3 separate regions of the Homo sapiens genome follow, and regions 1 and 2 are each linked to region 3. The links are chromatin contacts, found by Hi-C or POLR2A ChIA-PET in ENCODE. All regions are on one chromosome and are shown on one strand. Each heading gives the region's core, a stretch centred on a gene start or an enhancer-like site at or near the end of the contact. The rest is flanking DNA. Distances are from core to core; before and after follow the strand shown.

Region 1 (4,078 bases), core at 245-2,744, 380 kb before region 3:
AAAAAAAAAAAAAAAAAAAAAAGTGGAATTTCAAGGAACAATTTCAGGAAGGAAAAAGGAGAGAGAAGCCAAGAAGAAATGAAAAGGAAAAAGCAGACAGAACTCACTATTTATATAATTATATACCCAAAATAATCAGTCTTTCATTGGGATGACCTGTAGTAGCCAGAATTATAATGCTCTGCCGCTCTGCAGTTAGATAAAAATAAAAAGATTTAAATCACAGCACACTGTAAGCACTCAAATTTCAATAGAATTGAATAAGTTATTTAATCTCCCTGTGTATGAGTTTCCTCATTTGAGAAATGTGGATAACAATAATGCCTACCTCACCTGGATGCTATAAAGATACAAATGAAGGTGGTCATCAACTATGGTATGGAAGCAGAAGGGACCTCAATTCTGTCTTCATGAAGGAGTAATAATGAACCAAAGTAAAATCAGGCATGATTTACAGGCAGCAAACTATGAAACTGTGAAAAAGGAAAGTGGCAAATATATTCCATTCAACTAAGTGGAACTGAATGTGTATAAAAAATTAATAGCAATTATTTTGAAATAATGCAGGATAGGAAAGTTGCTGGAAACCAAAAGAAAGGAAGAAAAATATAAACATACACGCACACATACACACTTTAAGGGGTAATACATAAACTATTGAACAATCTGTAGTCTCTTGGAAAAACTGAGGGTATAATTCAATTCCAATGGATATATGATGACTTTAACAACTACTCTTCATTTGAATAATGTTATAATTGTGTTGATAACATCTATACTAAATAAAAACAATTTCATTTAAAGCTATAAATATGGCCAGGCGTGGTGGCTCATGCCTGTAATCCCAGCACTTTGGGAGGCCAAGGCGGGCGGATTACTTGAGGTCAGGAGTTCGAGACCAGCCTGGCCAAGATGATGAAACCCAGTCTGTATAAAAATACAAAAATTAGCCAGGCGTGGTGGCACATGCCTGTAATCCCACTACTCAGGAGGCTGAGGCAGGAGAATCGCTTGAGCCTGGTACATATATAAATACAGGCAGAGGTTGCAGTGAGCTGAGATCACATCACTGCACTCCAGCCTGGGCAACAGAGTGAGACTCCATCTCAAAAAATAAATCAATAAATAAAAGCTATAAACATGAAAGCTCAAAGAAAATACCATGAAATATCTTATAAGTGAGAATATATGTAAAATGCTTTTGTCAGCTATAAAGAAAGCACCACATAAAATAAAAACTGGTGGAACAATATAAGCATTCAGCCACTTTTAGACAATTTTTGTTTAGAAAATTTGATGAAACAATACCTACTGGAAGTGAAGGCTTAGTCTGGTAGATAATTTATCAAGTATCCAAGAAAACTCTTACATTGTCTTTGTAAATTATAGATTATATCTCTGTATATGTGTATTAATAATGGCATGCTAATGGAAGATCACAGATTTATGCATGAAAGTGAGAAATGAAACAGAAACCACATAGAAACAGAAACTATGACTCAGAACAGATAAACTGTGCCAAATCATGACACGGAACACAAACTATCTAAGCTCAAATTGTTTTAAACAACAGCTCATTCAAACATATATCATAATTTTTTTTTTTTTTTTTTGAGACAGAGTCTCGCTCTGTTGCCCAGGCTGGCGTGCAGTGGCGCGATCTTGGCTCACTGCAACCTCTGCCTCTCAGGTTCAAGCAATTCTCCTGCCTCAGCCTCCCAAGTAGCTGGGATTACAGGAGCCCGCCACCACACCAGGTTAATTTTTTTGTGTGTATTTTTAGTAGAGACCGGGTTTCACTATGTTGGCTAGGCTGGTTTTGAACTCCTGACCTCAAGTGATCCGCCCACCTCAGCCTCCCAAAGTGCTAGAATTATGGGCATGAGCCACTGCGCCCAGCTCAAACATATATGTTCTAAGATCATATATCTTTTTCTTTTTTTGAGACGGAGTTTCACTTTGTTGCCCAGGCTGGAGTGCAGTGGTGCCATCTCGACTCACTGCAACCTCCACCTCCAGGGTTCAAGCAATTCTCCTGCCTCAGCCTTCCAAGAAGCTGGGATTACAGGCACCCGCCACCACTCCTGGTTAATTTTTTATTTTTATTTTTTGTACTTTTAGTAGAGACGGGGTTTCACTATGTTGGCCAGGCTGGTTTTGAACTCCTGACCTCAAGTGATGTGCTCACCTTGGCCTCCCAAAGTGCCAGGATTATAGGCAGGAGCCACCGTGCCCAGCTCCAACATATATGTTTTAAGACAATAAATTCTTTTTTTTTTTTTTTTTTGAGATGGAGTTTCACTCTTGTTGCCCAGGCAACAAGACAGTGGTACAACAAGACAGTGTACAACAAGACAGTTGTACAGTGGTGCAACTTCAGCTCACTGCAACCTCCACTTCCCAGGTTCAACCAATTCTCCTGCCTCAGCCTCCCAAGTAGCTGGGATTACAGGCACTCACCACTGCCCAGCTAATTTTTGTGTTTTTAATAGAGATGGGGTTTCACCATGTTGGCCAGGCTGGTCTCAAACTCCTGACCTCAGGTGATCCACTCACCTCGGTCTCCCAAAGTGCTGGGATTACAGGTGTGAGCCACTTTGCCCAGCCTAAAACAATATATCCTCATTGTCCAATATAGTAGCCACTAACCACATGTGGCTATTGAGCACTTGAAATGTCGCTAGAATAAACTGAGATGTGCTGTATTTGTAAAGTACCCACCGGATTTCAAAGACTTAGTACAAAAAAAAGTAAAACATCTCATTAATAATTTTTGTATTGATCATGTGTTGAAATAACATTTCACATATAGAGGTTAAATAAAATATATTAGTAAAATTAATTTCAGCCAAGCATGGTGGCTCACACCTATAATCCCAGCACTTTGGGAGGCCAAGGTGAGATGATCACTTAAAGCCAGAAGTTCCAGACCAGCCTGGGCAACATAGCAAGACCCCATCTCTACAAAAAATAAATAAAATTTAAAAAATTTCAAGTGTTTCTTTTTACTTTTCAAATGTGCCACTAGAAAATTTAAAATGATCTATGTAGCTTGCAGTCTATTTCTTTGGACAGCACTGCTATAGACAGAGTTCATGGTAACTCTGCTTAAATTCCTGCATTCCGAAGTTTCAGCAACTAGGCCAGTTTATACATTTTACCAATCCCCACCCAAATCTTGTTTACTTCTGCCCTAAAACCACATTATGAGTAACCCCAGGCCCCAAAACCTTATTAAGTACCCTAACTTCTCCCATCCTAAGACACTCCTTCTTCTAAGATACTCCTGAGGCTCTGTCAAGGTAGTGCTTGCTCAGCAAGTTTAGGAAACTCAGTTTCATATAATTAACAGATTTCCCTAGTGGTGTTTACATGGGGCTTTAACAAAAGTCAATGAATAAGAATTGTAAAGTGAAATAAGTTGTGTTGGAGATTCATTAAGTTTAACAAACAGAAACAATGATGATCGGTTTGAAAAGGGTAATTTATAAATAAGTTGTTCTGTCTAATGATTTAAATTACCAAAATTAAAATCCATACTTGTAGCAATCTACCTTATTTCGGTTCCTGGAATGGTAGAGTAGGAGAACATAAGATTAATGTAGAAACAACAGGCATAATATATCAATTTCATTGAAGCTGGAATCTTAAGAACAGGCTATAAACATGTCCTAAATTTTTAGACTTTGTAGAACCTTACTATTTTTATGATTTGACACTTAACTCCTGACTGGGTCTTTAAAGCAGATTTTAAATGAAACACAAAACAAACATGGCCATCTCCACTACTTTTTCCAACAGTCTCAGGACTCAGTAGAACACTATGTTAAAGCCCAACAACTAGGGTAAATCTCCTAGTCTAGAGCTAATTATAATATGGCAAATTAGTTGAAGTCCACCAAATCTCCCCAGCACAAAGTGAATTATACCCTGCCATTTTGACTGCAATTCATGGTCACATTTAAACTCCAGAATTACAGAAATATAAGCCATACTTCTAAAAAGCCAAATTTATCCCCAAAATCACCAAACAGAAAACCATACATATGACTCAACTTTCAACTTTTTACCATTGCAC
Region 2 (3,745 bases), core at 148-2,647, 450 kb before region 3:
AGGGCTAATATCCAGAATCTACAATGAACTCAAACAAATTTACAAGAAAAAAACAAACAACCCCATCAAAAAGTGGGCGAAGGACATGAACAGACACTTCTCAAAAGAAGACATTTATGCAGCCAAAAAACACATGAAAAAATGCTCACCATCACTGGCCATCAGAGAAATGCAAATCAAAACCACAATGAGATACCATCTCACACCAGTTAGAATGGCAATCATTAAAAAGTCAGGAAACAACAGGTGCTGGAGAGGATGTGGAGAAATAGGAACACTTTTACACTGTTGGTGGGACTGTAAACTAGTTCAACCATTGTGGAAGTCAGTGTGGCGATTCCTCAGGGATCTAGAACTAGAAATACCATTTGACCCAGCCATCCCATTACTGGGTATATACCCAAAGGACTATAAATCATGCTGCTATAAAGACACATGCACACGTATGTTTATTGCGGCACTATTCACAATAGCAAAGACTTGGAACCAACCCAAATGTCCGACAATGATAGACTGGATTAAGAAAATGTGGCACATATACACCATGGAATACTATGCAGCCATAAAAAAGGATGAGTTCATGTCCTTTGTAGGGACATGGATGAAATTGGAAATCATCATTCTCAGCAAACTATCACAAGGACAAAAAACCAAACACTGCATGTTCTCACTCATAGGTGGGAATTGAACAATGAGAACACATGGACACAGGAAGGGGAACATCACACTCTGGGGACTGTTGTGGGGTGGGGGGATGGGGGAGGGATAGCATTAGGAGATATACCTATTGCTAAATGATGAGTTAATGGGTGCAGCACACCAGCATGGCACATGTATACATATGTAACTAACCTGCACATTGTGCACATGTACCCTAAAACTTAAAGTATAATAATAATAAAAAATAATAATAATAGTTATTGAAATAAAAATAATAACTGGAATTATTCATATGGTTATAATAAATAATTGATAAGAAAACATACCAAAAAAAAAAAGGCCGGGCATGGTGGCTCACGCCTGTAATCCCAGCACTTTGGGAGGCCAAGGCAGGCGGATCACGAGGTCAGGAGAGCGAGACCATCCTGGCTAACACGGTGAAACCCTGTCTCTACTAAAAATACAAAAAATGAGCCGGGCGTGGCGGCAGGAGCCTGTAGTCCCAGCTACTCGGGAGGCTGAGGCAGGAGAATGGCGTGAATCCAGGAGGCGGAGCTTGCAGTGAGCCGAGATCACGCCACTGCACTCCAGCCTGGGCGACAGAGTGAGACTCCGTCTCAAAAAAAAAAACAAATAAAAACAAAAAAAAAAAAAACAAAGAACAAGCAACAGCCCTCTATATTAACTTATTTTTGTGGGTTATGAAGAGAGTGAGAATTGGAGAAGTACAACTGACAATGAAACCTAACAAACCGGACATAAAAGGAAGCCACTTGCCTTCCTCAGGTTAAGCTATAATTTGATTCATTTATGAGGCACAGGAAGGACAAGTATTTTCACTTCATCTTTTTGTGCTGAGTAATATTACACAATAATACGTATCAAAAAGCCATTTTTCTGAAATGAAATGTATCCTTGAAGCATATCTACAGAATGTAACACAAACAAAACCTTTAACCCAAAACATTCTTCTATATAAATCTAGGAACACACCCAAATGAATATCACCAGTAAAGTTCCCTAGATTCTGCAGAAATGACAAACTATGAACAAAGCAATATATTTTCATGCACTCATAAATTATCAAATGAGCCTCCCCAAAAATCAGGGAAGCAAGGTCATATGGAGTGTCTTTTGCTAGTTTGCCCTCTGCTCCCAAACAGGCTAAGTCACTTAATATACAGATGTGGATAAAGATAATTTTGTACAATGCCATTCTTTAGCCACTAGGTTTCCCAGGTTTGGGGTTTACAAGATCTATAAAACCACAGGGCTATGGAATACAAATAAAATCTGACCCTAAATAATCTTTTCCTTTACCATTGCTGACATTCCTCAAAACCCTAGATCTTTCCTTTCAAAATAATGAAAATTAGCAGGAGGCTCATCCACAACAGACTTCCAGGGTCTCACTGTCAATAAAATCGGTGCCATGAAACAATCAGTGTGCTTCAGGGGAAGAGTCTCTAAGTGGAAACATAATACACAAAAGGATGATCAACATTAAAATGTTTTCCTAATTGGGGGAAAAAATTCAACAGCTATTTCAAGAGTTAAAAGGCTGCCTTTTATTGAACTGTCATGCTATCTCTCCAACAGGCAAGCAGTGGAAACATTTTAAGAGCATTACCTTTAGGAGGAAAATAAGACTTGCTTTCAGCTTTGTGAGGCCAGTCTACTACGAGAGGTCCAAACCTGCGAAAGCTGGCAGTGATCTCATCTACAAAACAAAGAAAGAATCTTAGCAAAAGAGAAAAAAATATTGCAATCAGAAAACCAGAAGAGCACAAAACATGTCTTTTTAGTTTAAAAAAATGTTTTGAGGGTTGTTTTCTATAGCATCTTTACGGAAGTGAAACCTACTAAGTGAAATACCATTGCTTGGGTGTACATTTGGTTATTCACTTTTAATCATGCAAAGTGTGTTTCTAACTATAATTCATTTCCTTTCACTGCCAATAAACTTGACATAAAGAATTTGGAAGAAAAGTATCTCATATTAAACTAAGGTGACTTCTATGTCAAATAGAAAGATTCTAAAAATAGGAATGTTCTCTGATTTTAGTAAGAAAGTAAGGTACAGAAAATATTTAAAATATGGTTTCACTTGTAGGAACCTCTAAGATTATTTAAGAAATAGATACGATTCTTTTGGTAAGGAGTAGGGGCAATAAGTAGGTAATTCTATTGGGTGATAAGAAAATGTTGATGGCCAATGTTCTCTTTAATAACTACATATTACGTACCCTATATAGAAAATATATCAAAAATTATAGATCAATACATTTATATTTTCCCTCTGACATATGACTCAAAGCAGAGGTTATAACCTGGCTCCTACTCAGGTTTAGGGTACCACTCTCTCAGCCATGATCTTAAAAATTGTCTTGAAGATAATCTAATCAATAGATGAGATTAACATGAATACAAGAACAATTTGGAGGAAAATAAGCATTCAGCTATGTATAACTTTAATGTAGTTAGTCTAAAATAAAACCACTTTTTGAGACTTTTCTCCTGTCACCATGAAAAAAGGAAATCATGATAAATTTGAAGTGTGTCATAGCTAGAAAAATGCTAGAAAAACAAGACTGTTAGAATATCAGACAGTATTTTTATATCAGACCCAAAGCCTACTGGAACTAGAGTTGTTTTTTGCTTAAGTTAACTTTGTCACAATTTTATTTCATTCATCCTTTCAACAAATATTTATTGACAACTTACCGTGTGCTAAAATAAACTGGCTTTAGGCATAAGTGAACACTCACTTTTGGACTGATAGCATCTCAAAACTATTATTAAGAAAAATTCTAATTCATCTTCATTCTTTTAAAGAGGTGGATTATGCTTTTTGTTAATAGGTATTTGTTTTTATTTATTTATTTACTTATGAGACAGGGTCTCACTCTGTCATCCAGGCTGGAGTTCAGTGGTATGATCATAGCTCACTGTAACCTCAAACTCCTGGGCTCAAGTGATCTCCCACCTCAGCCTCCCAAGTAGCTGGGAGTACAGGCACATACCACCATACCCGGCTAATCTTGTTTTGTAGAGACAGGGTCTTGCTATGTTGCCCAGGCTGGTC
Region 3 (4,060 bases), core at 956-3,455:
GGGGGGCGCATGTAGGGGATTAGCAAGTGGAGGAACACAAAAAGGACATCAGAGCTTTCCACTACACCGGGTTGTTACTTAATAGACTAACACGACATTTAGGTTCCCATGGGTTGTGTGGGCCAGAAGCGCAGTTCCAGGAACCGACTACAACATAGTGTGGGATATGATGTTTCTCTTCAAATAACCCGATCAATCTTTTATTCTTTAATTCATAGTACCCTCCCTTTTTTCTCTTTTTCTCCTTTTTTGCTTTTGTTAAATGCCCAGGCACGCCACAATACTAGGCCTTATCAATACCAGCTCACATTCCTTTCCTTATTTGAAGGGACTAACTTTTTAGCTCATTACAGACACCCCTTCCCCTTTCCTGTCCGCTTTCTTTTAAGTACCCACCTTAGCTAAAAAAAATCAAATGTTTAGCCAACCGGGATTAGTTTAGATTATACGACCCGACCCCAGCCAATGGGAAAAAGATACAGGGGCAGGACTTGCGTCAAAAATAGACTCCTGCCCCTTTGTTCAGGTGTGCTCTCAAGGCGACTGGCCAAAAAGGCACCCCTCTGCGCAAAAATAAAATTGCTTTGCTAAAAATCCTTTGTTCAAGTGTTCAATTTCCTTAAGATTTTAAAAGTTATTCATAACAATAGGCTCCTGTTTCAGTATTTCCTGGTGCGGCGTACCACACCTACAGCGGTCGAGTCACGCCAGGCACTGCCAAGACGCCGAAAAGTTCTCCCGCAGCAGGCCGGAGGTGACCGACGGCGCGCAGGCCCCAGCGAGCGCTGCATGCTGGGATCCGTAGGCCGGGGCGGCGGATGTTTGCGCAGCTTCCTTGAGATGCCACCGCCCGCTGCGCCGCGCAGAAACGGGGAGCGCAGCGCACCCGCGGCCTGCGTCACTCGGTCAGTGCAGTCGTTCTAAAATCGAGGCGGACCCTGCTTTCTTGCCTGGAGTCACTTAGAGATGATGACTAAAGGATAAATTCAGAGTCCTCCAAATGGCGTCCAGTGTCCATTTCATCACGATTTGGAACCTGTAGTAGCCTTATCGCTTAACACTTCCTAATTATTATTATTATTATTTTCTTTTTGAGAAAGGGCATTGCTCTGTCGCCTATGCTGGAGTAATCCAGCGACATAATCCCGGCTCACTGCAGCCTCTATCTCCCGTGTTCAGCGATCCTTCTTCCTCAGCATCCCGAGTAGATGGGACCAAAAGGCACGCATCACCACACCAGGCTATTTTTTCCCCTCTATTTTTTGTTGAGACCCGTTGGGAGGCGCGGGGAGGGGGGTCTCCCTATGTCGCCCAGACTGGTCTCAAACTCCTGGAACTTAAGTTATCGTCCTACCTCGGCCCGTTAAAGTGTTGGGATTACAGGCCTGAGCCACCGGGCCCCAACATTAATTATTCTTCAAGCCTATTCTGGACCGGGCGCGGTGGCTCACGCCTGTAATCCCAGCACTTTGGGAGGCCGAGGCGGGTGGATCATCTGAGGTCAGGAGTTCGAGACCAGCCTGGCCAACATGGTGAAACCACATCTCTACTGAAAATACAAATATTAGCCGGGCGTGGTGGCACGCACCTGTAATCCCAGCTACTCGGGGGCTGAAGCAGCAGAATCGCTTGAACCTGCGAGGCGGAGGTTGCAATGAGCCGAGATCGCGCCACTGCACTCCAGCCTGGGTGACAAGAGCAAGACTCCGTCTCTCACACACACACACACACACACACACACACAAAGACTATTCTGGTCTCTGCCTCCGGGATGGCGGCTCGCTTTGGACCTCTCTTCTGTGCTTCTACTGCCCTCTCTTACAATTCTCTAATAATTATAATCATGGCGAGTGCTTACCATATATTCCAATCTATTTACTTCCACAAGCTCATTAATTCTCACCCTAACCCTCTGAGATGGTTACTATTATTTCCTCTCTGCAGCTGAGGGAATTTTGGGCTAGGGACGTTATGTAAGTTGAGCCACGCTACGCTAAAAGTTCCACACTCAATTCTAGCGTCTCGGCTCTGGACTACCAAGTTCCGGAGCAAGCAGACAGACCACCTCTTTACGTTCCCGTAGGCCACGCTCCGGGGGCGGGGCTCCAGTGAGGATACTGCATCCCATGGTGCCTTGCGCGCCAGCGCAGCCATTGGTCCGGCTACTCTGTCTCTTTTTCAAATTGAGGCGCCGAGTCGTTGCTTAGTTTCTGGGGATTCGGGCGGAGACGAGATTAGTGATTTGGCGGCTCCGACTGGCGCGGGACAAACGCCACGGCCAGAGTACCGGGTAGAGAGCGGGGACGCCGACCTGCGTGCGTCGGTCCTCCAGGCCACGCCAGCGCCCGAGAGGGACCAGGGAGACTCCGGCCCCTGTCGGCCGCCAAGCCCCTCCGCCCCTCACAGCGCCCAGGTCCGCGGCCGGGCCTTGATTTTTTGGCGGGGACCGTCATGGCGTCGCAGCCAAATTCGTCTGCGAAGAAGAAAGAGGAGAAGGGGAAGAACATCCAGGTGGTGGTGAGATGCAGGTAGGGAGAGGGCTGACAGGATTCCGAGCGCTGCGGCTTCGCTGCTGGGCCCCCTACTGCGCGGTCCAGGGAGAGGGATTTTATTTGCATTTCCTGAGGGTCCCAGTTTCTTGGTTCTCCGCGTTCTGTTCAATAAAAATGACACCCGGTTGCTGTGTGTATGTGGTTTTTAGGAGAAAATAACATGTTTGATTTGATCACTGTTCCATACTGAAAAGTGCGTTCTTATGTTTAAACTATAGTCAATAAAGATGTAGGTGTCACTTTTATATGCTACTTCATGTAGTTTGTCAGTTTGGAAGTAAGACTGAATACCTATTTTGCAGATGGTTAAGCACTTACGTTGGTATTATTACCTCTAAAAAGCAATCAATCACTGTTCTCTTTATTCTAGATGCAATATTTTCTGCATCCCTACTAAACAAGTAAACATCTCTGTCTTTAAACATTAAAAATTAATAAAGTGAGTTTATGTTTTTTAAAAGATCAAGACAAGTTAAGCTAGTGTAAATTTCTGATTGTGCTGCAGTTTTCCCTTTCATCTGCGTGTTTGTTCATAGACCAAACTAAACGGATATTTCGAGATAAAGGGATGTGGAGGGGTGTTCGGCCCTCCCCTGACTGGTTTCCAAATAACTTCCCAATTTTAAAATAAGCTAGAAACTGCTGCTTAGTTAGAATTGATTTATTCAACTTTTTAGAGGCTCTCCACAGTTTACTGAGTATGTGTGTTTTGTGTGTCCGTTTTTGTGGCTGTTAACAGTTGCTGTTGCAACTTTTCTGTAAACCCCAAAGTATTCTAAAATTAAAAGGTTATTTTTTAGAAAAACTTGTATCAACAAACTTTCTTAGGCTATTGTTTACTCAGCCCTGGTAACTTGAATTGTGGATATCGAAGGTGATGACTAGGTTTCTAAACAAGGTGTCAGAGAGGAAATTGGGTGGCAATCTTAAGTCTAGCCAGTGACACTTACTAGTTGTTGTACTCTGGGGCTTCTGTTAGTAGTTAGTTGTTTGAAGATTTTTATTTAAAAATGCAGTGCATATAACAAGTGCAAATTTTAAAATTATTTTGGTTGTTTAATAAAACCAGGCAATATTACCTTTTCCGTATGCATTTATTTAATTTCTTTTTTAATGTTAGTTACAAAATATTTCAGACTTACAAAAAGTTATTAAGAACAATGTAATAAACATTTGTATATTCATCACCCAGATTAAGAAACAAAACAATCATTGCTGGAGCCCCCCTTTTCCCTCTCCATCCCTTTTCCTCCAGCCACTGTTAACCATTATCTTGAACTTGATGTTTATGATCCGTATACATTTCAAGTCTTAGAAGAGATTTACTTTATCACCAATGAATAGAATAGTTCTTTGCTTGTGTCTAATATTTACAATAATTTTTGTGTAAAGAGATTTTTTTTTTCAGATTAGCCTTTTTCTTTCAAATAGCCTTCCTGGTGCGTCTGTCATTAAGCATTAAGCTTTAGTAAATAGGCAACTTATGAGTTGCGAGGTCCTCAGGGGTT

The links. Hi-C counts contacts between places; a loop is a spot of excess contacts on that map. ChIA-PET counts read pairs that join two places held with the same protein, here RNA polymerase II (POLR2A). Pooled maps may share reads with other maps.
Region 1: a pooled map shows a loop between it and region 3 (5-fold over the local background). The contact joins the enhancer-like site here to the promoter of KIF11 in region 3. A Hi-C loop is called at or near these places in 1 of 37 single-sample maps with no recorded cell type and 7 of 50 pooled maps. POLR2A ChIA-PET finds 5 or more read pairs at or near these places in 2 of 52 experiments (CD8-positive, alpha-beta memory T cell and H1).
Region 2: a loop to region 3 is called in a pooled map, with 17 times the contacts of the local background. The contact joins the enhancer-like site here to the promoter of KIF11 in region 3. A Hi-C loop is called at or near these places in 2 of 37 single-sample maps with no recorded cell type and 5 of 50 pooled maps. POLR2A ChIA-PET finds 5 or more read pairs at or near these places in 1 of 52 experiments (OCI-LY7).

Annotation. Positions count from the first base shown.
Region 1 is chr10:92,209,942-92,214,019 of GRCh38, forward strand. All of the region lies in intron 2 of CPEB3 (cytoplasmic polyadenylation element binding protein 3), which reads right to left. Among named protein-coding and RNA genes, the nearest start is that of CPEB3, 79 kb to the right of the region's middle. RefSeq lists an enhancer at 1,391-1,560. Within about 2 kb of position 1,495, at least 7 of the 41 ENCODE cell types and tissues checked have a DNase peak (open chromatin) inside an H3K27ac peak, as active enhancers do.
Region 2 is chr10:92,140,739-92,144,483 of GRCh38, forward strand. CPEB3 (cytoplasmic polyadenylation element binding protein 3) reads right to left here. Exons shown (of 10, transcript NM_014912.5): 6 at 2,291-2,380. Among named protein-coding and RNA genes, the nearest start is that of CPEB3, 150 kb to the right of the region's middle. Within about 2 kb of position 1,398, at least 7 of the 41 ENCODE cell types and tissues checked have a DNase peak (open chromatin) inside an H3K27ac peak, as active enhancers do; they include OCI-LY7, where a contact is called at or near this core.
Region 3 is chr10:92,590,925-92,594,984 of GRCh38, forward strand. It overlaps KIF11 (kinesin family member 11), which reads left to right and starts at 2,206. Exons shown (of 22, transcript NM_004523.4): 1 at 2,206-2,528. The coding sequence starts at 2,452. RefSeq lists enhancers at 921-1,010, 1,821-2,010, 2,041-2,090, 2,192-2,943 and silencers at 2,411-2,460, 2,541-2,610.